3 separate regions of the Mus musculus genome follow, and regions 1 and 3 are each linked to region 2. The links are chromatin loops, found by intact Hi-C in ENCODE. Cell type or tissue: left cerebral cortex. All regions are shown on one strand.

What was found. Hi-C counts contacts between places; a loop is a spot of excess contacts. Peaks named below come from ENCODE experiments on the same cell type or tissue, not always from the same donor. Only the 100,000 strongest peaks of a DNase experiment are listed, where the experiment ranks them.
Region 1: a loop joins it to region 2, with 2.8 times the contacts of the local background. A loop is called at or near these places in 3 of 42 quality-filtered maps.
Region 3: it touches region 2 in a loop (4-fold over the local background); 9 of 42 quality-filtered maps call a loop at or near these places.

Annotation. Positions count from the first base shown.
Region 1 is chr15:78,054,803-78,062,802 of GRCm38, reverse strand. All of the region lies in intron 1 of Cacng2 (calcium channel, voltage-dependent, gamma subunit 2), which reads left to right. Among named protein-coding and RNA genes, the nearest start is that of Gm46520, 46 kb to the right of the region's middle. In left cerebral cortex, no CTCF peak of the experiment used is centred here; DNase peaks (open chromatin) are centred at 136, 3,081 and 5,969; H3K27ac peaks cover 609 bases.
Region 2 is chr15:78,169,257-78,177,256 of GRCm38, reverse strand. It overlaps Ift27 (intraflagellar transport 27), which reads left to right and starts at 3,176. Exons shown (of 7, transcript NM_025931.3): 1 at 3,176-3,488. The coding sequence starts at 3,455. In left cerebral cortex, CTCF peaks have their summits at 2,971, 4,804 and 5,440; DNase peaks (open chromatin) are centred at 4,874, 5,379, 6,247, 7,541 and 2 more places; H3K4me3 peaks cover 2,128 bases; H3K27ac peaks cover 1,541 bases.
Region 3 is chr15:77,929,979-77,937,978 of GRCm38, reverse strand. No RefSeq gene overlaps it. Among named protein-coding and RNA genes, the nearest start is that of Txn2, 5.0 kb to the right of the region's middle. In left cerebral cortex, CTCF peaks have their summits at 796 (motif pointing left), 4,021 (motif pointing left) and 7,507 (motif pointing left); DNase peaks (open chromatin) are centred at 2,468, 3,451, 4,046, 6,174 and 1 more place; H3K27ac peaks cover 3,399 bases.

The sequences.
Region 1 (8,000 bases), 110 kb after region 2:
CTGTCTTAGCTGTCACAAGCTTGTGTCTCTCCACGTGATGGAAGGGCCTGCTCTTCATCAAGGGGATAGGCAGAGGGAGGGTTTCTGGAGGTGGAGATCTCTCAGTCCTCCCGCTGGAAGCGTTCCAAGAAGGAATAGGAATAGCCAGCCGTCAGTAGCTCTTCCAAGGGTGCTGTGGCGTTCTCTCTTCTCCCACACAGCCCGCGCCTGTTCTCAGAGCAGCCGGGGAGGATACTGCTGCTGATACCATGTCCTACACTTGGCGGCAGGTGCAGCTGCGCGGTCAGGTCCCAGCATGGGCCTGGGTTGAGGCCCCCAGTATTTGAGTTCCTCCTTCCACTTGGGCTTCCTCCATCTGTTTACCTTGAGAGACTGAGTGGAACTGGAGTCGAGAGACTGAAGCTCACCCTGGTTGCTGCCTATTCAAACCGCCGATGCACATAACTTCAAAACCACTGTAGAGAGTCCACGCAGGACTTCATCTCTCTCAGGAGTGCCGCAAGGAGCTTCCTAGCCAAGGTGGGCAGCAGCTCCTTGGGGTGGTCTTAGGCTGCCCATCTCTTCTTTTTTTAATATTTTTATTAGGTATTTTCCTCATTTACATTTCCAATGCTATCCCAAAAGTCCCCCATACCCTCCCCCCCTCCACTCCCCTACCCACCCAATCCCACTTTTTGGCCCTGGCGTTCCCCTGTACTGGGGCATATAAAGTTTGCATGACCAATGGGCCTCTCTTTCCAGTGATGGCCAACTAGGCCATCTTCTGATACATATGCAGCTAGGGACATGAGCTCTGGGGTACTGGTTAGTTCATATTGTTGTTCTACCTATAGGGTTGCAGTTCCCTTTAGCTTCTTGGGTACTTTCTCTAGCTCCTCCATTGGGGGCCCTGTGACCCATCCAATAGCTGACTGTGAGCATCCACTTCTGTGTTTGCTAGGCCCCGGAATAGTCTCACAAGAGACAGCTATATCAGAGTTCTTTCAGCAAAATCTTGCTAGTGTATGCAATGGTGTCAGCGTTTGGAGGCTGATTATGGGATGGATCCCTGGATATGGCAGTCTCTAGATGGTCCATCCTTTTGTCTCAGCTCCAAACTTTGTCTCTGTAACTCCTTCCATTTTGTTCCCAATTGTGTCCACACTTTGGTCTTCGTTCTTCTTGAGTTTCATGTGTTTCGCAAATTGTATCTTATATCTTGGATATTCTAAGTTTCTGGGCTAATATCCACTTATCAGTGAGAACATATCATTTGAGTTCTTTTGTGATTGGATTACCTCACTCAGGATGATGCCCTCCAGGTCCAACCATTTGCCTAGGAATTTCATAAATTCATTCTTTTTAATAGCTGAGTAGTACTCCATTGTGTAAATGTACCACATTTTTTGTACCCATTCCTCAGTTGAGGGGCATCTGGGTTCTTTCCAGCTTCTGGCTATTATAAATAAGGCTGCTATGAACATAGTGGAGCATGTGTCTTTCTTACCAGTTGGAACATCTTCTGGATATATGCCCAGGAGAGGTATTGCGGTATCCTTCGGTAGTACTATGTCCAATTTTCTGAGGAACTGCCAGACTTATTTCCAGAGTGGTTGTACAAGCTTGCAATCCCACCAACAATGCCCATCTCTTCTTAAGGACCTAACCAATCCCCACGGTGGGTCTCAGCTTTGTACATCTGTACTAGGAGTCGGGAGATGCTGAGCAAATAGCAGATTTAAGAAACCCTGCCAGCTCCTACCCCACACGATGGGGGAGAGATGCTCCCAGACCTCCATTAGTCCCCATCTGGGGGGGGGGTCTCTGGAAACTTATGTAGAAGTGGCAAAGATGGAGGCAGGGATGGAGGGTAGGAAAGAAGAGCGGATAGAGGAGGGTATGGTCACCTGGACATAAACAGAAGAAAAAAGACTTCATGTGTCCTCAAGGAGGAGGAGGAACAGAAGGCTACACACAGGTGCGCTAGGCTCAGGGCCACCATAGGTCCTGCCTTGTTCTTGCTCTGACCCACCTCAACCACCTGCCTCAGTCGTACCTAGTACCTACTCGGTTGCAGGAGCTGGTGACACCCCCTCCCCTGTCTCAGTAGACTTGTGCCCCACCAACTTGAGCACTAACATTCTGCAGGAACCTCTGCAGCCCCTTCTCTAAGGTGCACCCTGCCTGTAGAAGCTTTCCCACTCAGGGAACTACAGGTTGGCCAAGTAAGATGGAAACTGAGGCCTTTTAATGAGAATGGCCCCATAGTTAGTTCCCAGTCTGTGATACTACATGGGGAAGGATTAGGAAGTGTTGCCTCATTGAAAGAAATGTGTCACTAGAGGTGGGCTTTTGGTTTCAAAGGCCCAATCTGCGGCCTCTCCCTCTCCCTCTCCCTCTCCCTCTCCCTCTCCCTCTCCCTCTCCCTCTCCCTCTCCCTCTCCCTCTCCCTCTCCCTCTCCCTCTCCCTCTCCCCCTCTCTCTCCCTCTCTCTCCCTCTCTCTCCCTCTCTCTCCCTCTCTCTCCTTCTTTCTCTCCCTCTCTCTGTCTCTCTCGCTTCCTCCTCTTTCCTCCCCTCCCTCCTTCCCTCTCTCTTTCTCTCTCATTCCCTCACTTCCCCATCTCTTTCTCTCTCTCCCTTCCTCCCTCCCTTCCTACCTCCTTACCCCCTTCTCTCCCTCCCTGCCCCCTCTCTCTCCTACCATTTTTCCACCATTAATGTCATGGACGCACCCTTTGAAACTGTAAGCAACCCCTCCCCCCCCCCCCCCCCCGCCAGTTGAATGCTTTCTTCTATAAGCTGCCTTGGTCATGGTGTCTCTTCAGATATCACCATTTTCTCATTCTACTAATGAGATGACCAGATAAGTAAAGTGACTGGCCCACTGTCACACAGCTCTATAACAAGGTCCACAGACCAAACTTGGAAGACCTGAGTGGGAGATGGAAACTAGGGCTCTTGACCTTCGGTGTCTCCCTATCTGCTGTATCCATCCGGAGCTGCTGGTGGGCTGGCACGTTTTCCTCAGCCACTTTTACATCTTCAACACCCAGTTGGTGCTTAGTAAATATTGATGGAAATGACTCAGGGGTGAATAAATGGAAAACTGCATTAGGAGAAACTGGATTCTATAAATACACTCGTGGGCACCACACTGCCACAATCCCGAGGAACCAAGGATTCATTCAACAAACTTCTCAAATGCTCATTGAAAGTCTGTCATGTGCCATGCAGGGGGTGGGGAGCAGGAGGTGCCACGCTAGTCCCTAACCTTGAGGGGCTCTAGAGAAGACCAAATGCAAACAGGGGTGAGGCTGCAAAGAAAAAGACAGCAGGAAACAATAAAAAAAAATTACTGGCAGGGGCTGGGGGGCAGACCCCAGAGGCTCAGCGCATGCTCAGCATGTGCAAAGGCCTGGAATCCACTCCCGGCACCAAAGGAGGAGGGAGAGGAGGAGGGAGAGGAGGAGGGAGAGGAGAAGGGAGTGGAGGAGGGAGAGGAGGAGGAAGAGCAGGAGAGAGAGGAGGAGGGAGAGGAAGAGATGGTGCAAAGCAGGAGGGTGAGAGGAAGAGGTGGTGAGGATGAGGGAGAGGAAAATGATGAATCAGAGGAAGAAGAACAGGTGAAAAGGAGGAAACACAGGAACAGCCAGAGGAAAAGGTGAAAGAAGGGGAAGAAACGAGAGAGAAAAGGGGGCAGGAAGAGATGAAGATAGAATACGGACTTTGAGGGAAAAGGTATGATTGGAAAATGAGGTCCAGGGACATATGCATTTGTGTGTGTTTGTGTGTGTGTGTGTGTGTGTGTGTGTGTGTGTGTGTGTGCGCACGCGCGCATGTGTGTGCATATGTGTGCAAGTATGTCTGTGTGTGTGCCTGTGTGTATGTGTGTGTATGTGCATATGTGTGTGCGTGTGTGTGTGCAAGTATGTCTGTGTGTGTGTTCCTGTGTGTATGTGTGTGTATGTGTGCATGTGTGTGTGTGTCTGTGTGCCTCTGTGTGTGTGTCTGTGTGTGTCTGTGTGTGTGTGTGTGTGCGCGCACGCGCACATACTTGGGTGAATGTGTGTGCTTGTGCATGTGCCACAGCATGTGTGTGGAAGTCAAAGGGTAACTCTGTGGCCAGTTCCTCCCACCTTTACTTGGGTTCCAGGAATGAAACTCAGGTGACCAGGTTAGGAGAAAAGAGGCTTCGTCCATCAAGCCACCTCGCTGGTCCTCGGAGACATTCTTCAAGTAAGAAAAAATAAGTCATAAGTTGAGTAAGAGTCACCGAGGAGAAAATTGGGAAAAGTGTGCAGGTCAGAAGGAATGCCATCTATTGAGGCCTTAAGACAAAGCAACATTCTTGGCACCTGCAAACAGCTACCAGAAGTACACTGTGGTCAGAGCAAGAATGGGCAGATGGGGGGAGGGTAGGAAAGGAGGGTGCAGAGCCCAACAATGCATAGCTTCTGGGTCCATTGTAAGAGTTTGGGGTTCTAGCCTCACTCAGTGAGAAGCCTTTGAAAAATAGGAGGCAGGGAGGTGAGCCACACTGATTGTCCAGGAGAGGTACTCCTCCTGCTTATGGTTTCCTGGTGGTCTCCCAAAGCAGTGAGGAGAGAGAGGCAGACCTGAGACCTCTGCTGCTAGCAGGCTATCGAACACAGTGATGACAGTAGCGTTGCTCTCCCAGAAAGGAAAGGCTGTGTGGATATGGCAGATGGGTGTGATCTTCAATCCCCACCCCACCCCCGCCCACCTTTACTGGCAATGTGATCTGAGGCAGGTCATTCGCCCTCATCAGGAACATGAATACAGAGAGCCCTCCCTGAGAGGTGCTTATCAAACTGAACTGGTGGCTTATTGAGACACACACACACACACACACACACCCCAAGCAAGCCACTGCCAGATACAGGCAATCTGACCTCCCTCTGCCTCCTGACTTCTGACCTCTACAGCATCAAGAAAATCTTCAAGGGAAATAAATAAACTTGGCTGGAGAGATGATGGTAAAGCGATGGCCATGCAAGTGTAAGAATCTGAGTTCTAACCCCATCACCTACACACACACACACACACACACACACACACACACACAGAGGCACAATGCCGGGAAGGTGGAGACAGGAGACTCCCCTAGAGCTTGCTGGCCAGCCAGTCAAGTTGAATCAGTGACTCTAGATCAGAAGGAGACTTCAGAAAATAAGTTGAAGAACAATACAGAAGACATCCACCATTGACTTCAGCCTCTACATACATGTGCACAACTAGGCATGCATAGTTGCACATCCATGTGCGTGCCATACACTCACACAAACATGCACACACAAAATAAACTCCTCCCACATCCTGTGTGCCAAGGGAAAAGTGCACACAGCCCACACCACCTGCCAGTCATGTGCCACAAATACCTTATACCAGTGACCATAGCCTCTAGCCACTTAGCAATAACTCAGTCCCTGGGCACCGTCGGGAACGGGGCCAAATCAGATGGATCTCTATTGTTTTCTTGAGAGACACTGAAGGTGTAAGTCAATCACCTGACCCTAATAAGAGCTTTTTATCACTTGACAGCAGCCACTGAGCCTGCGCTGAGCTCAGCCTTAAGGCCACCCAGGCTGCCTCCCAAGACAGATGCTCCAAAAGCCAGAAGGTGCCACATGAGCCCTGGCACCAGAGCCTCACACAGCAGATGTTGTCACCTTCAGCACTGGCCAGATCAGGACATTAACACCCTGGATGTTAATCCCTGGGTCCTTGCCAGCCCACAGGGACTGGCTATGCTCTCTGCTGTTGATGACAAGGTCCATTGGAGGGGTTGAGAGAGGGTCTTGAATTCTAGGCCCCCACTTCTTGCCATACCTGTTTAAGACCTGAGATTTCCCAGTCTTTTGGCATTAGGAATGCCTGTCCATATCACTAAGGCTTGCTGTTACAACTGAGACCCAGAAAATGAAATGTCTTACTCAAGGAACTAAAACACATCTGCAGGAGCCAATTGAATACAAATGTACTCAGAGCTCGGGAGCTCGTTAAATAAGAGCTAAGCTCCACAAGAGTCCAGGAGACGGCACAGCCACAAATGACTAGTTTCGGCTCAAATTCAGCATCACAGCTGTGATCTGGCACCCCAACACCTCACATCTAGAGGTAGGATGCCCAGGCTACACTTTAGGGGACAGAGGTTTGCTAATGACTGGCTCCTCCCTTTACCACACACCCCAATCTACCTCTCCTCCCCTGTTCAGACTGGGTAAGCTGGGTCCCCAAGCAGCCTGGCTGACCTCCAGATGGAAGAGGGCTGTCCCAGGGTAGCTGAGTTGATAAAGAAAGCAAGGACATGGAGGTGAGAGCCTGGGGTGGGTGCCCGTGGAAGAAAGGGCTCAGAGAGGGTCACTCAGGGAATGGCAGTTCTCCGTCATGTGGACTGTGAGGAAGGAACGTTGAGGAATGAAATGGTTTGAGAGCAGATGGAGGCTCAGGCTTGTAAGTGTAGGTCTTCTTGTCTAAGAGTCATGAAAGGCCATGGGGAGACTGAGAGGTGAGAAGCGCTGGTGGTGAGGAAATCTGATTTGATCTCGACTGTGCCAGAGAGGATCCTGGAGGAAGGAGGATCCCAGCTGGGAAGTTTAGCCACTGTGGCAGTGTGGGACCATGGCAACAGAGATCAAAGAGTCGGGTGGGGGGGCGGGACTTAAAAAGCATGCAAGGTCTGATAGATTGGACACAGGGAAGAAGGAAAGCAGGGATCCAGGAAAATTCCCACAATCCTGATTTACACTGGGATGAGGAGACCAGTGGCATCCGGAGAGGAGAACGTTCTGTGTGATGGGGCAAGAGTATGAGAGTTAATATTATCGGCCTGCTGGGATCTAGAATCACCTATAAGACAAACCTCTGGGCAAGCCCATGAGAGATTGTCTAGATTAGGTTAACTGGGGTGGGAGACCCACCTTAACTGTGGGTGCATCCTTCCCTGAGCTGGGCTGAGCAAAAGGGAGAAAGCTGATTCACATTCATCCCTCTGCTTCCTGCCAGCCCGTGCAACGTGACCGGCTTCCCCCACTGTTATGGACTGTGTGCTCTCAGACCGAGAGCCAAAGTAAACTTACCCTTCCTTAGGTTGCTTTGGTCAGAGTATGTCGCCACAACCATGAGAGCAGTAATTGATACAAGCTAGCGTATGCCTTTAACAGCACTTGGGAGACGGCAGCAGGTGGATCTCTGTGAGCTGGAGAGCAGCTGATCTACAACGGCAAGTGTCAAGACAGCCAGGGCTGCACAGGGAGATCAGATCTCCAAAGGAGAAAATAAAAACCTAAGGATACAGAAGGGAACATGGTCAAGCAATATGGATGCCAGGCCACTTTTAGGATGTTTGTGAGACCCCAGTGACATACAAGCAGACATCCTGTCTTAGTTTGGGTTTCTATTGTTGTAAAGAGACACCATGACCTAGACAACTCTTATAAAGGGCAGCATTTGATTGGGGCTGGCTTATAGGTTCAGAGGTTTAGTCCATTATCATCAAGGTAGGAAGCATGGCAGCATCCAGGCAGGCATGGTGCTGGAGAAGAAGCTGAGAGTTCTACATCTTGATCCAAAAGCAGCCAGGAGAAGACTGTCTTCCAGGCAACTAGGAGGAGGGTCTCAAAGCCCACCCCCACAGTGACACACGTCTTCCAACAAGGCTACACCTATTCCAAAAAGACCACACCTCCTAATGGTGCCACTCCCTGGATCAAGCATATTTAAACCACCACACACCCTAAGGGACGAAGAGCTATAGAGTAGAATTGGAAAAATCAGGTCTGTGACTATGACATAAGAGTTGGTCATTGGTGTGACCATAATTAAGATGGGGAACTGCTTCTGCTCAGTGAGGTTTGTTAGGGACATGGCACATCCAAGGGACAGACCACAATCCACTTATGTATCCTCTCCCCATTGGCCATCTGAGTTGCTTCTGTCTTTTGACATTATAAAACAGCTCAATAATGAGCACCCTAGTCCCGTTTATAGCCTTTTCCAT
Region 2 (8,000 bases):
TCCAACTTTGGCAGCAGCACTGTTAACCCTAGTAGAGAGAAGTAGAGAAGTCAGCTCTCGCTCAGAGTGTAGTCAGGGGAGAGAGAGGAGCCAGGAGCAAACTGCCCCACATCTGAACAACGGCTGCCCCCTCCCACTGGTAGTATTACCTGCCTGAGAACTGGCGTGAGAATGGGTACTTGTTGGATCTCAGTAGTAGAGCCCTTCCCAAGTGGGCATAGGGCCCCGGATTCAAGTCCCAATACCACAGACAATAAAGAATAAATAAAATAAACAATTGGTGCTTGTCATATTACCAGAAGAGTAAGCCCTATGAGATTCGTCTCTTTTTTATTTTATTTTATTTTTTCGAGACAGGGTTTCTCTGTGTATCCCTGACTGTCCTGGAACTCACTCTGTAGACCAGGCTGGCCTCGAACTCAGAAATTCACCTGCCTCTGCCTCCCAAATGCTGGGATTAAAGGCGTGCACCACCACGCCCAGCTGATTCGTCTCTTCAAAAACACCCCCCCCCCCCGAGTGTCTCGCCGTGCTGGGGACTGTCCTAGAGGCCAATGACCAAAAGCTATTGAGTGTCTCTTCTCATGAGGCTAACTTTCAAGTGGAGAATTCTGCAAAGCACCCTGGCACATCCTTTCCACCAGTGGCCAAGGCCAGGAAGACAGTACAGTAAAGCAAGGTCAAGCTGCCAAATGGAAAGAAAGTCTTTCCATTGAATGGCTAGGGATGGACGGCTAGGGACATGCCACTGGGGCTTCGAGCTGAAAGTCATGGGGAACAGAGCTCTGCAGCCATGCTAGGAACATTACGTGTAAAGGCCCTGGGGTAGGGAAGTTCTCAAGGAAAAATATAGCAGCCCCAGGACCACCTAAGAATGGCTACTTGCATGTTAGGGTACAGTGGAATTGCTCAGGGTGCCCAGAGAGCTCAAGGGTCATAGCATGAGGGCATCTGTGGTCCTGCCCTAAATCTTCCCTTACCCAACATTGATTCCAAATATCTATGGACACTCTTCTCAGTCACCTGCCTCTCAGCTGGGCTTGTTGGCTCCGCCCCCCCCCACCCCCCTGTGCTTAGTACTCTCTGAATATCTATGGAATGAATTCCTCAAAGAAGGCACCACCTGACATTTCCAGAGAAACACCTCTTCATCCAGACAGGACAGACAGACCAGAGAAACCCTACCCATGTTTGCCAGTGTGGCAAACCAATCAGATTACAGGGGTTTGTTACAGAAGCATAGACAAGGGTTCCTAGGGGATCCTGGGTAACTCCGAGGCAGCACTAGCTCTACCAGTTCCTCCTGATACAGGCATCTTTGCAGAGAGACGGTGCCTCTCTAAATGTTCGAGATCAGAATCCTGGGACCCAGTAAACGTTGAGAAAGCAGCAGTGGGGTGGAGAACTTCCCCTGGCCAACCTACAGCAGCAGTGCTGAGCCAGCATGGTGGACACACACCCCACCACACTCCAAAGACGTGTGTGTGGAGAGCCTGGCTCCCAGAGCAGGGGGTGATCAGAACTAAGGCTTTTAGGGGAAGTGATGAATCTCTGACTTCATTCATCAGTGGACTACAGATCCATTGATGGGTACTGTCTTAGTTAGGGATTTTACTGCTGTGAACAGACACCATGACCAAGGCAAGTATTATAAGGACAATATTTAATTGGGGCTAGATTACAGGTTCCCAGGTTTAGTCCATTATCATCAAGGTGGAAGCAGGGCAGCATCCAGGCAGCCATGGTGCAGGAGGAGCTGAGAGTTCTACATCTTCATCTGAAGGCTGCTAGCGGTAGACTGACTTCCAGGCAGCTAGGATGAGAGTCTTAAAGCCCACACCCACAGTGACACTCCTACTCCAACAGGGCCACACCTTCTAATAGTGCCCCTCCCTGGGCAGAGCATATACAAACCATCACAGGTACCTAATGTGATGGGCTATGGGGAGGTGCCTGGGAAATGGAACCTAGTTGAAAGAGAATGTGACTTTGGGGGCATATCCTGGGAACTATTTCTTCCTTTCCCAACATGAGGTGGCTATATGCTTATATGCTGTTGTTGTTATGATGGTCAACCAAATGGCCAAACTAAACCTTTCCTCCTTTAAATAGTTTCTCTCCGGTGTTTTGCTACAGTAACAACGCCCCGATGCATGGACACTCGCCTACTTCCTGTACCCATGAGTTGGTTTCTATCTTCAGAGTTCCAGAGGTTACATGCCTTGCAGAGCCATATCCCACTTAGTGGCAAAGCAAGAGGGGCTCCCAGGAAAGTCAGGTGGCATTTACCCACCCTCCCCTCATGAGGGGCAACACCAGGATAGCATCCATTCACCCATAACAGAGGAATCCGACTGAGAGAGGCGTGTCCTCCCATCCATTAAGATATCACGTCAAATTAGGCCTATTTTAGATTTTAGTTTAATTTAACTGATACATAACATAAAGTGATATATAGTTACATATGGATATACTGTGTGAGTTTCCATCAGGACCTCGCTCTTTCCCCCTTCCGGAAGGTGCACAGCACGGGTGCTGTCCGCAGTTGTTTGCTGTGCAAGCATGCAGGGCCTTCCTGTCTTCCTCACTGCTCAACGTTGCACATTTTTCCCTCCCCGCTATTTCAGTTTTTAGGGTTCATAACATGCTTGGGCTTTAAAGATGGCATTTCGATTCTGGACGTGAAGCAAAGGTTAGGTCTCCAAATGTTCTTTGCACCCGGGGTCGGGGAAAGATACCAATAACATCCAGGACCCGCGACAGCAGCTTCCTTTACTGCGCAGGCGCCATTTCAGCGGCGTCACCCCTCTCAGTGTGGGCGAATCCATTCCCAGGAAGAAGGGGCAAGGTGCAGCGAATCCCAAACTCTTCGCGATGGTTAAAGCCATGCTCTGGCCAATCAGAAAGCCCCATTAATTCCCGCCTCCGGCTGCATCCTGGTTGGGCTGCGTCTCCAGAGACGCTAGGCGGTGCCCAGCGGTGATTGACAGCATCTAAAGCCATTGGCCAAGCTGAGAGCAGTTAAAGAGCAGAAACCTCTCCGCTTTGTTCCGCGAAGGGAACCGGTTTTCCCCGCCTCCTTCTTCTATTGGGTGCCTGGGGTCTCCGAGCTTTTGAGAGCAACCAATCAGGAGACAATATGGAGGGAGAAGGCGGGTTGATGATGGTTGCCAGGAGCCTGTTTGGCGCGACTCTTGGGACCAGAGGACTAGTGGTTGTGTCTCAACTCTTCTTTGGGCCGGGTCTAAGGCTGGACTTGGAACGGGTTCTGCTCCGCCCCACCGGAACCTTTGCAGGCTGCCTGGGGCCTGAAGCCCTCCGTCCACCCAACCCTAGCACCCGGGCCATCATCCATCCCTCCATCACGGCCTCAGGCCCTGGTGTCAGCTGTCCCCGAATCCTAACCCCCTTTCAGCGTCCCCCACCCCCACGTCTCCGCTAGTACCTGGTTACTATGGTGAAGCTAGCTGCCAAATGCATCCTGGCAGGTGAGTGCTATATGTGTTTGAACGCGTGGTCCCCAGAGCCCTAGCCGTCCTAACTCGGGCGGTTTTGGTTCACCATCGCGTCCACTCTCTGTCTCCCTTAGGAATGGCTGTAGTGACCAACAGCAGATTCTAGAAGGCGCGCGGGGCGGGGGAATGGGCTCCACAGGACACTCCCCCCACCCCTAGGGCACATTTGTAGATGCAGCTGTGTCCCGGTCTCCCTCCCATATTTTGAGACTACCTTCACCAGATAGACTTAACAAACTTGAGCGAAGTACAAGCATGGACTTGTCAGGGGTCAGCGTTGCTGGTCCCACTCACTCTGATGTCAGGAAGATGGGGTGGCGCATCTGAGAGCATTAACTTAGAGATTCCCCGGAAGTAAGATGTTTATTATTGTTGACTGTCAGGGAAATAGCCTGCACAGTGCCCAGAGTGTGGATGAGTATTATATAGATATATACAGAGTGATCTGGTGGTGCTCACACTCGTGGGCTTGCCTTGAGCCAGTCTGAACATTCGGAAGCCTATATGCTTAGCTTGTAGTCTGGTTGACAGCTGAGCACATGTGTCTACCGAGGCGACACTGCAGCCAGTGTCATGTGGGGGTATTTCATTTAACCCTTTTGCCACAGCGCCCCCAGGTAGCTTCTGTGATGTGACCTGATGTGACCGAAGCCCTGAGTGGTGTTGCCATGGGTGAACCCCCAGTGGAAGTCGTACACCCCATTCCCAGATTCGCCTGACTTCTGCCTGTGGGTCAGGAGTGTTGGCTACTTCTTATTGTGACAACTTACTGGACCGGAAGTTGGGAGTTTATTGTGCTCACGGGTCCAGAGGACTGCCCATCATGGTGAGGAAGGCATGGTGGCAAGACTGGGAGGCAGGCTGGCCACGTTAAGTCAACAGTCAGGAAATGGAGCATGAGCCTTGGCTCTCAGCTCTCTTTCTCCCTTTTATTCAGTCAGGGGCTCCAGCCTGTAGAGTGGTGCCACTCACCTTTGGGGGCGGGCCTTCCCGCCTTAATCTAAACTAGAACACTTCTTACAGGCATGTCCAGAGGCTTGTCTCTTCCGTGATTCTTCTTTGTAATCCAAAGATTAGCAGGGGTGTCTTTTGATCTTTATTCTACCGAGTAAGAAGGGGGGGCAGGGAATGGAGGGGAACGGTACCCGTGATGACTTTTCTAATTTGAAAATGAAAGCGTCATGCATAGACATGAGTGACAGGTTGTCACTCAGACCCTAGTGCAGCAGAAGGAAGCCAGGCTCTGCAGAGAATCTGTAGTTCTCAGGGTGCCAGGGGAGGCAGTGTGGTGTAACAAAAGCAGCCAGTCCTTGCCCAGCTCTGTTGCTTTGGACAGTGTTCAGCTTCTGCATGGGTAAGTTGGGGACATTTATTATTTTTTTTTAAAGTTAAATTTCGTTTTAAGTGGGCGGTCCTGCCTGCTGTTCTCTTCCTTAGCTGGTTAGCTCTCGAGGAGCTCCTGTGGTGAGCCCCTCTGCTTAGACTTGCTGTATGCTGGCCCTTGTCACTCCCTCACAGTCTTCTGGCCAAATGCTCAAAGCTACCAGCCAGTTCTCATGTAAGATGAGGCAAGCAAGGCCCAGAGCAATGAAGACCCTGATCCACAGGCTACAGCTTCTGGCTAACTAAAAAACCACCTCCAGGCTCTTTTCCCTTAGGAGTATCCAGGGACCACCAGACCCCAATGGAACCACATTCAGATTCCTAATCTCCACACCTCCCTTAAGTGCACATGCGCACGCGCGCGAGGGCACACACACACACACCCTTCCTCTTCCCCTGGCTTTTTCTTTTCACTCCTTGTAGGCTCACATAATCACCGGTCCACACATATAGTCACTCAGCAGATGTTTATTGAGCATCTAATACATTGAGTCACCATGCAAGCTGCAGTCGCCCCACGCCCCCACCAGGAAGAGCCCAGAAGTGCAAGTGTGTGACTCATGGGCCCTTTGTGTACTGTATGAGCCTTTGCTGAGTGCCTCAGACACAGCTGCGGCTTCTTTGGCTTGAGAGGCAGAGAGAGGGAGCACCATTGACAGGCAACTGTGTTTCATTTATTGAACCAACAGCCAGGTGCACCAACACGGCACACACTGGTTCATTAACTCTGGCAACATTCTGTAGTGGGTCCTTCACAAAAGCTGTTGGCCTAACTTACAGATGTAGCAAAGTGGCCACAGAGCACTGAGGCCTTAAGTGGCACAGAGAGAAAGGACAGGATTTGGAGCTGGATTAGAAAGAGGATTGCGTGTGTGTGTGTGTGTGTGTGTGTGTGTGTGTGTGTGTGTGTGTGTGTGTGTGTGTGTGTGTGTGTTGCGGGGGGCTGGGGGAGGTCCAAGGAAGAAAGAGCAAGCACGCCTGTCCAGACTTTCTTTTTCTTTCTTTTTTTCTTTCTTTCTTTCTTTTTTTTTGGGGGGGGGGGGTTCGAGACAGGGTTTCAAACCAGTATAGCCCTGGCTGTCCTGGAACTCACTTTGTAGACCAGGCTGGCCTCGAACTCAGAAATCCACCTGCCTCTGCCTCCCGAGTGCTGGGATTATCTATAAGGGACAGCTGGGGACCGTTGGAGTGGTCACCTAGGAGTTGATGGAAGAGCTACGGATGCATGCTGTGGGAGAATGAGAGGACTCACCGCCGGTCTGTTCTATGACTGCCTCTCTGGTGAGGCTGAGCTGGGCGTGGGAGTCACAGAAAGTTAAAGACAGAATCAGTTTGTGACCGTGAGAGACTGGAGTCAGCCCGAAGGAGCAGAGACATGCAGCGGTGGTGCAGACCCGGAAGGAAGTCACTGAGCTAGGCACAGGCCTCTGGGGAGGGGCGATGCCTGGCGGGGACAGAACTCAGCTCAGTCACACTAGGGCAATGTTACCACGTGCCACACTGCCGCCGCCAGAACCTGTTTCTTCTGGTAGAGGACTCAGCACAGCCCCAGAGCCAAGTGCAAGCCAGTCCATTTCTGTGTTCAGGACAGACGTGAGTCCCGACAACTACGCTCTACATCAGTGACTGTCACATAGAGGCACTGGGGTTAGTCAGGTAGAGGGATCACCACCTCCAGGGCCGGACAGAGAGAAGCCCAAAGAGGGGGCTCCCAGCTCTACAGATGATGTTTGAGCTCCTGGGGCAACCTTGGATTGTGGGGCAAGTGCCCAAAGTGTAGGCTTGAGAGAGAGCCCAGAACCAGAAGGACGGGAGAGGAGACAGCAGGATGGGGAGGAGGTAGTGACCACATCCCCAGCATCCTCGGACAGCGAGGATATCGGGTCCACGGCGGCATGATGAGCAGAAGGAGATAGAGAAATCACTCAGGTCTGTGGTGAGACATGGTGGTGGCTGTGGCCAGTCAAACTACAGAAAAGAGTAGAAGCCCCCACAAGGGCTGAAAACACAGCCAGCTGGGAAGGACCCGGCCTAGGGCAGCAAGGATCAAGGAATGAGAGAAGCCAGGGCTGTGGATGTAGCAGGAGCAGAGCCCTCTCCTCACATGCATGAGCCCCAAACTAAGATGAGGGGGAGGGTCTGAGGCAGAAGAGCCAAGATCAGAGCATGGAGGACAGACCCCAGCAGTATACACCATTGGAAAACTGAAGAGGATGAACACGTGGGGAGGGGGGGGCACAGAGGAGCAGGCAATGGCGACAGAATAGAGCCTTGCAGGGTCCCCACAACTACACGACGGGGGTGGGTTGGGGTGTGGACGGCAGTTGGGGATTGCTGCAGGCTACCACCCCATCTAGAGAGTTCACTAATGAGAGCCCAGGAGTGGCCACCGGACATGGCAGTTAATTACGAGGTCATGAGTAGCCTCCCATGGTGCCTTCCCAAGGCAGTCTGGTCCCCCAGCCCCTGCTGCAGCCCCGGGGAAACCCCCCTGCACCCAGCAACCACGTGGGCTCAGAGGCTCTCGAGGTTTCCCCGGCTCCCTCAGATGCCCTGCTTCTCAGCTGTGCTGTTTGGCTTTCCGCTTGTCATCCTGTTGCTCCTAGAGTGTGTTTATCAGTTCCTCCGCCTCTCCATGCTCAGATCCCTCCTCGCAGCCCACACAGGAGTCCCGCTGCCAGCCTTGGTGACTGGCAGTCAGCAGAAAGATTCACGAAATTAACCAAAGCCAATCTGTGGGGAATCTCCCAGGGGGAGAAAAAGCCAATTCCCTCCCGGGTTTAGGAACAGAATGGGTGTCAGGATGGTGGTGACTTGACTCCCATTCTGGAGTGAGGGGGTTACGGAGGCAAGCGTGGAGAAGGAGATGCTGGGCCATATGCCCCGGGGCAAGTGAGACCTGCAGACCCTGAGAGGTCATAGTGAAAAGAGCCCGAAGGTGGTATTTGGGGTAGTCAGCCAGACCAGCCTGGTGAAACAAGACAGTATTAAAATCTCAGATAAGTTCCCTAGCTTCTGTGAGCCTGGCTGGCTTCACCTGTGACCTCAGTGGTGGTCACAGCACAGGAGGGACAGACTGAGAGTGAAGGGCTTGTGAGGAGA
Region 3 (8,000 bases), 240 kb after region 2:
CAAGCGATCGCTCTATATTGCAGTCAACGTTTATGGATATTTTTATAAGACTGCTTTCTTCCTCTATTCACTGTTTCCAGCCAGTGATTAACACACTTGCACCACTCTCGTATCAGGGGCATGGGAGAGTACTTAAGATCACAGCTGTGCGTCCCTTTAGGTCAGAAAGGTTGGTTACATGGAAAAATCCAAGGCAGTTAGTTATGTTGTGAACCTTGTTCTCTTAAAGGCAGGTTAAACAAGCAGGCTGAGTACACAGTGGGACGCCACTCAAGTGAGGGACTGCAAGGTGTGAGGTTCCAGTCCCTAGAATGTGAGGAGGTGTTTTTAACATGATGCAGGGCCATAGCCACTGCTCTGCCAGGACAGTGCCTGAAGAGAGGCACCCAGGCAAGCAGGCGAGCTGCTACATGATTCCTGACTGCAGAAACCTGCGGACAGGCGGTTAAAGATGGGAAGTTGTTGCATAGTATCTGAGGACTAATACCCACTCCACGCGGATTCCGCTCCCACCACAGCCACATGCAGTAGAGATGACTGTCCTCACTCTACAGAGAGCGACCAAGGCTAAGAGCAGCCACACAGGAAGACCATGGCAGGGCCCTGGGAAAATGTCCTCTAGACGGAGGCAATCCACTCAAGAATGGCAACTGTCTTTGGAGAGATGGCTCAGTTAAAAACACTGACTGTTCTTCCAGAGGTCCTGAGTTCAATTCCCAGCAACCAGATGGTGGCTCACAACCATCTGTAATGGAATCCGATGCCCTCTTCTGGTGTGTCTGAAGACAGCAACAGTGTACTCACATATATAAAAGTAAATAAGTCTTAAACAAGAGTGGTGACTGTCAGTCATTCTTCTTTTTTTTTGTTTTTGTTTTCTTTGTTTTTTGTTGTTGTTGTTGTTTTGAGACAGGGTTTCTCTGTGTAGCCCTGGCTGTCCTGGAACTCACTCTGTAGACCAGGCTGGCCTCGAACTCAGAAATCCACCTACCTCTGCCTCCCAAGTGCTGGGATAAAAGGCGTGTGCCACCACCACCCGGCATGCCAGTTCTCTTAACTGCCATCTTTCTAGCTTCCGAGGGCTTTGGTTTTAGCTCACAGTCTGAGAATACAGTCAGTCATGGTGGTTAAGGCGTGGTGGCCTCAAAAGTATGAGGCCTCAGGTCACATTGTGTCCTCCGTTAGGAATAAGATAGAACTAAGTGCTGGTTCTCCTTTTTCATTCAGTTTAGGAACCCAGCCCATAGGCTACTGCTACCACATTCTGGGTAGGTCTTCCATCTTCCTTAAATCTTTCATAGACACGTTTGTTTCGATGATGAGTTAAATTGATGAAGAAGACTAACTATCGTGGTAGCCGAGTCTTTACCATCTTCCACACGGAGGATGGAAGCGGCTGCCACTTCCTTTTTTCCCTTTGTGTGGTGCTGGGTTTTTATGCTTGTCTGTTTTCTCTCCTTGGATTTTTTACTTTTTTCTCACCAACTTCCAAGGAGTTTTTGTAGGTTTTTTTTTTCACCTTTTATTATTTATTTTGCGTGCATGGGCATGCAGACCGCAGCAGAGATGTGGGGATAAGGACAACTTGAGGGAGTCAGTTCTCCCCTCCTACCAGCTGAGTCCCAGGTACTGAGCTCAGAGCATCAAACTTAGCAGCAGGCATCTTTATCCACAGAGCCATCTTGCCAGCTCAAGAATTCTCAAACCTAAGAAGACATATGGTTCCCACAAAGGTGGGGGTGTAAAGGGACAACTGGGTAATATTGATTAAATAGCAGGTGCCAAATGACCCCTCTTCTCCACAAGGGCATGGTAGGTAGATCTGAATGGAAAGGAGAGACCGGTAGACTCAGAACGTCAGCCCTTGGCAGGCTTTGGTCTCAGCACTCTCAGCTCTGCAGCCAATTAGAACATCAGCCACCAAGCCAAATTGGATTCTTCTCTCGAAAAAAAAAAAAAAAAAAAAAGCCGTCAACAGCGTCTTTGCGCTGTGAATGCTTATTTTTAAAATACAGGGGAAATGCTGACTGGATAAAGATCTCCGTCAGACGACAGGCTTTAAAAAAGCATTTAAATCAATCTGGCATCCCAGACGGAATGCAAATCTGCCACCGAGCAGGGCTGATGGGCAAGGAGGAGATGCTGCAGCCCAGGCGCATCATCCAACCAATCCATCAACCCGAAATAAAAAAACAGCACGCAACAGATGGGCATCAGCAAGGAGGAAAGGACCAACAGTCAATCCTGTCTCACTCCTTCCCCTGGGCTGCACAAAGAAGGCTGCTCTGCTGGCTCTTCCGCAGAAGAGCCGCTTGGTCTCATCACAACATCTTCCAAAAGTCTGTCACCTGCTTCTTCATTTCTCTCGGAGATGCTAGCATCGCTAACCTAATCTCTCGAGATGGTTCAAATCACCGGGAAATAATTGGATGCAAAAGCCCCTCAGGAAAAGACGATGGTGAGATGTCTCAGAGCATCCGGTGCGTGGTATCATCTGGCCTTGCAGTCTTGAAGCAAAGCGACAGTCAAAATGCATGAGACCACCCCTACCGCCAGCTGCACAGAGTTCGAAACAAGTCTTCTGGGGGAAGTACCCAGAAGCCCTCGATCTAAGACACTGCAGGAGATTAAATATGGTAAAAAATCTGGCCACCACAGAGATGTATCCTCCTCACTCTCACATTGAATCATGGTAGGCCAAAGGATAGAGGTAGAAACAGTGACATCCCAGGTACCCTACCCAGCTGTAACTGATTGACAGCTCCTACGTCTAGGCACCAAGCCCCACCCTGAGAGCAAGCCCCACGGAGAGAAAGGCCCACAGGAACAGGCCTGAGGCACCTGCTGAGCTGCCAGCCAGCTCCACGGCAGGCAGCCTGCGAGTGAGCTTCATAGGAACAGGCCCTCTGGCTCTCTTGACTCTCCCTACTGCAGTGGCTCTCAACCTGTGTGGATTGTGACGCTTTGGCAAACCTCTGTCTCCAAACACATTTACACTATGGTTCATAACAATGAGATTCATAATCTGTAAGTCTCACTACTTGAGAGGCAGAAGGGTTTCCTAGAGGTTCAACGACACCCAGGAGTACATAGCAAAGCCTTGTCTCAAACACAACGTTAAAATAGATCGTGTGCCCTGACAGTGAGGCTGAGGGGAGGACCACAGACCGCCACTCATTGTTCTTCACTCTGAAGATCCAGCCTTTCTGTAACGGCAGCACTGCTGCAGAAGAGGACCAATGTCCTGAAGCTTGCGGGGCTGGCCTGAGTCACTCCCTAAGGTAGGGGAAGAGAAGAACCCTGGTTGGAAGCGGCTCCCTTTCTCCAGCACGGCCCTTCTCTGCCCACAGCTGCCTCCTGGTGATGGGCCAGGAAGAGGAGCGCGCTAGGCGAGATCTGGCAAAGAGGAAGAAGCCTGCCCCCTCTTCTCCTCACAGCTGCAGGTTTGTCTTGGCCTGCAGCGTCCCAGCCCTGACCCCAAGTAACACGCAAGCAACCTGGACCGGGAGTGAGCCTGGTGCCAAGCCAGCTCCATCATGCATGGTACTGGAGGGGGCATTGTGCAACCGCTGGAAACAGTACATGAGCCACAACTGGCATGACACTGACTCAGATTGTTCTGCAGTGGAGCTAGAAACATCGAAGGTGACCCTCAGAGTGGACACTAGGCCAGGAGAGACCCTTTGATCCCTTCACTCTAAAGGCAGAGGCAAATGGATCTCTGTGAGTTCCAGGCCAGAGCAAAAGAACACAATGACTCCCTGTCTCAAAAACCAGAATTAAAACAGATTGGTCCTCTAGGGGCACCCCTGTAGGTGTGGTGTGCCACCCAGAGTTTCGTTTGCTCCTTTTTTTTTTCTCAAGGTGTCTCCTTCATACCCTGACTTCTTCCAGTGTCCCAGTCACTGAACTGCGACTGTCCTGCTGCAGCCCTGTCCTCCGCAGTCCGGTCCTGCAGGGTTTAGGAAGCGTGTGTCCTGCCAGCTTCTCCAAGGGGAAACCGTGAGTACCACAGCGCCATCGTGTGGTAGCCTTGCTTAGGGCATGCTGCCAAGAGCGCTGTGCTTCGGCCAGGCAGCATCACCCTCCCCGGCTTGGCCTCAAATGGCCCGTGCTGACTGGCAGGATTCTGGGGGCTGGGAGAGGAGCCGAGGCAGAGTCTCCTGGGGGGCGGAAAAGCCCATTGAGATGCCACCCCCTGTTCTCTCTGTATCCCAAGAAGCTTCATGGTTTCCACATGCCTCTGTCTCTTCCTCTAAATGAAGGTTGTGGCAACAGGATGTGATGAATTAAGCACGCAAAGAGGCTGACAACAGGCTTGGGTATTTTGGGACATTTCAAACTCTCTGAGCATAATCCAGAGTAAGAGAAGCCTTTAAAGGCTGTCATCTCAGCATCTCTGAGAAGAATTCTTTTTGGTCACAAAGCCATGTCCTGCATCAACAAATGCCATGCAAAGCACAGCTGGCGACAACACCTGGCATATTCTGGCATTTTCAACTCCATTTTGTTTTGTTGTTTTCTTTCGTATGAGACGAGGTCCCAGGAAGCCCAGATTGGCTATGAACTTGGAATGTAGCCAAGAATGACCTGGAATTTCAGATTCTCCTGTCTCCACCTCCTGAGTGGTAGGATTCCAGGCATGATGCTGGAGATCAAACCCCAGATCTTGTGTGTGCTAGGCAGGCACTCTACCAACTGAGCTACAACCCCTAGTCAGACCTACCTACCTACCTTTCTTTAAAAAAAAAAAAAAAAAAAAGATTTATTTATTTATTTTATGTATGTAAGTACACTGTAGGTGCACAGATGGTTGTGAGCCTTCATGTGGTTGTTGGGGACTGAAGTTTTAGGACCTCTGCTTGCTCCAGTCAGCCCAGCTCTCTCCGGCCCAAAGATTTATTTATACACATTTATGTATATTATTATACACAAGTACACTGTAGCTGACTTCAGACGCACCAGAAGAGGGCATCAGATCTCATTACGGATGGCTGTGAGCTACTATGTGGTTGCTGGGATTTGAACTCAGGACCTTCGGAACAACAGTCATTGCTCTTACCAACTGAGCAATCTTGCTAGCCCTACCTACCTTTCCTCCCCCCCCCTCTCTCTTTCTTTCTTTCCTTTTTCTTTTCTCTCTTTTTCTTTCTTCTTTATTTCTCTCTCTCTCTTTCTTTCTTTCTTTCTTTTTCTTTTTCTTTTTTTTTTGGAGAGACAGGGTTTCATTTAATAGCCCTGGCTAGACTGAACTCTCTCCATAAACCAGGCTGTCCCTGAATGCACAGATCCACCTGCCTCAGCCTCCTCAGTGCTGGAACCAAAGGCATGTTCCTCCCATGCTCAGCTAATCTTGACTTTTAAAAACTGATCATAGAGGGCTGGAGAAATGTCTCAGCAGTTAAGAGCCCTTGTGGTTCTTGCAAAGAACCGGGTTCGGTTCCCAGCACCTACGTGACACCATTTCCAGGAGATCCAGCACTTTCTTCTGGCCTCGGCAAGGCACCAGGCAGGCATGTGGTGCACATGTGTACATGCAGGCGGAATCCTCATACATATAAAGTAACCAGTAAACCTAAAAACAAACAAACAACCTTTAAGCTGACCACTATGTAGATTTCACCAATGCTCACAACTCATAACCTGGAAGACAGCTGTGGCTGTCTGCCCTGACTCCCTTCCCTCTGCTTTAAGCCTATTCCCTGGTGAGCGCACCTATCCCCAGACATAGATACCACCAAGCACATGGGGGGGGGGGGCTGAGAACTAAACCTAGGTCACAGGCTGTCACCTGCTGGAGGAAAGGGGACTGACATCATGCCAGCTCCCGTAGGCGCTGCCTCTTGAGTGCTGGGATTAAAGGTGTGCACTGCTGAGCTAGCTCACAGCCCCTCTTTGAGGAAGTCATACTGTTCTCAGATGAGAAGCTCCGGCCAACAAAGGTAAGGTGACTACAGAACAAACAGAAACAGGGCTGGCTCTGCATTAGAATTCAGAATGTGGATCAAGCGAGGAAATTGGCTCTCAAGAAACGGCTCTGAAAATGCTGAATAGGATGGGTAGGTGGCTGGGGAAGAGAAAGTGCTGGAGACAGAGAAAAGCAGATATGAAAGTGGGAGGGGCAAGAGCACCCAGGCCAGATGGCTCCTGGCATTATCAGCAACAGCTGCAGCGGGGGAAGCTGACCTCAAGAGCCCAGGGATCTGGGTATCCCACCGTGGGTGGGTCGTCATCCCGGATGAGAGCAGAGGCTAAGACATGAGGTCAGTTAAGGTAGAGAGGCCACTCTGCCCACATCTGACCTCATCTGCCTTTGGTGGATAGGAGACTCTACTAAGTGGAAGGCTGACACGGCAGTGGCTAGCTAGAGTTTGTTTCCCACTCTGTCCTAGAGGAAAGGCCCTGCACAGCCCTGGGACCTGCCAATTGGACAGAGGACAAAACAGAACAGGATGTGCCAAGATGGGCTGAATACAAGCATGACAGTGGGTTTTGGAAGGGTACAGCAGGGCTGTGGAATGGATCTGGAGGTAGAACTTAATCTGGGTCACTGCTGCACCTCTAGAGTCACTGGGTACCTCCTGATGTCAGGCCCTGAGGCAAGTACTGGATATAGACCCCAAAGTGTGGGAGGTACAGACATTCCTGTGCTCACAGATAAGCACTACAGAAACCAAGAATGTTAACCGAGCAGAGTTGTCTCTTCAAAAGGAGAGATGTATAACCTGTTTTCTACCTAGAAGGCTGGGAGTGGAGGTGGCTAGAAAAGGTGGTGACCTCTGTACTATCTGTTTGATCAAGACCACACCAGATCCTTCCCCCAGACTCTTAAGATGTCACGTGTAAGTTAATCTATAGAACCCATCTTTATGGAAGACATGACGAGTACTTTACAAAAAAAAATTCAATGCAGTCATGTCTTAAGCTTTATTGTGCACCTGGGACTGAGCTAATTATCACCCGGAAATTTTGATCAAATCGTGTTGTACTTAAATATGCCTAAAATAAACCTCCCAGTGTCGAACTCTCAAAGTCTGACCCAACACCAGCTACTGAGTCGTGTTGAACTAGGCTGCCTTCCTGCCTCATGCAGATCTTGGATCATTACTCTGCGGGCCAAAGTGTTTGCACACACACACACACACACACACACACACACACACACACTTCAGGGCTGACGAAAGAGTGAGAAAAAGTGGGGATGCAGCTCAGCTGACAAAATGCGTGCTTAGTTCAGTTCCAGCACCACCTAAAACTTAGTCTGGGTTAAATGAGACTCTATCAAAGAAAGAAAGAAAGAAAAGAGGTGCAGAGGATGGAGGGGAGATGGAGAGAGAACAGAGGTAGAAAGAGAGGAGAGAAAAAAGAAGTAAGAAGACAGAGAGGGGGAGAGAGGGAGGACAAAAGTAAAAGAGAGAGGGCTGGAGAGATGGCTCAGTGGTTAAGAGCACTGACTGCTCTTCCAGAGGTTCAATTCCACCACATGGTGGCTCACAACCATCTGTAATGGGATCCGATGCCCTCTTCTGGTGTGCCTGAAGACAGTGACAGTGTACTTATATACATAAAATAAATACATCTAAAAAAAGAAAAGAAACAGATAACAAAACAATGAACAGAGACTGGTGGCTGTCAGTTGCAAAGACGAGGGCTGACCTCCACTGGAGCAGACAGAAAAGGGACCCAGAGACAGTGCAGAATCTAGTACCTAGTAGCACTTTTCTCAGAGAGCTCTGGGAGAGCCTTCCAGGCACAACTGCAGATGTAGAACACAAAGACGCCTCAGCAAACCACTAATTATTGAGAGAGTGGGTTAAAATAGGGTGGTAGATGGAGTCCATCTGCTGGGACACATCACATAACCCCTCTGACAGAAACCACTTGCTGAGGTGCGCAAAGATTCTCAACTTAGTGTCTATTGAACAGCCTCTCTGTGCTGGGCATTGTACCAGGTTGGCGCTAAGTATATGCAGATGAGACAACCACAAGTCCCTACTCTC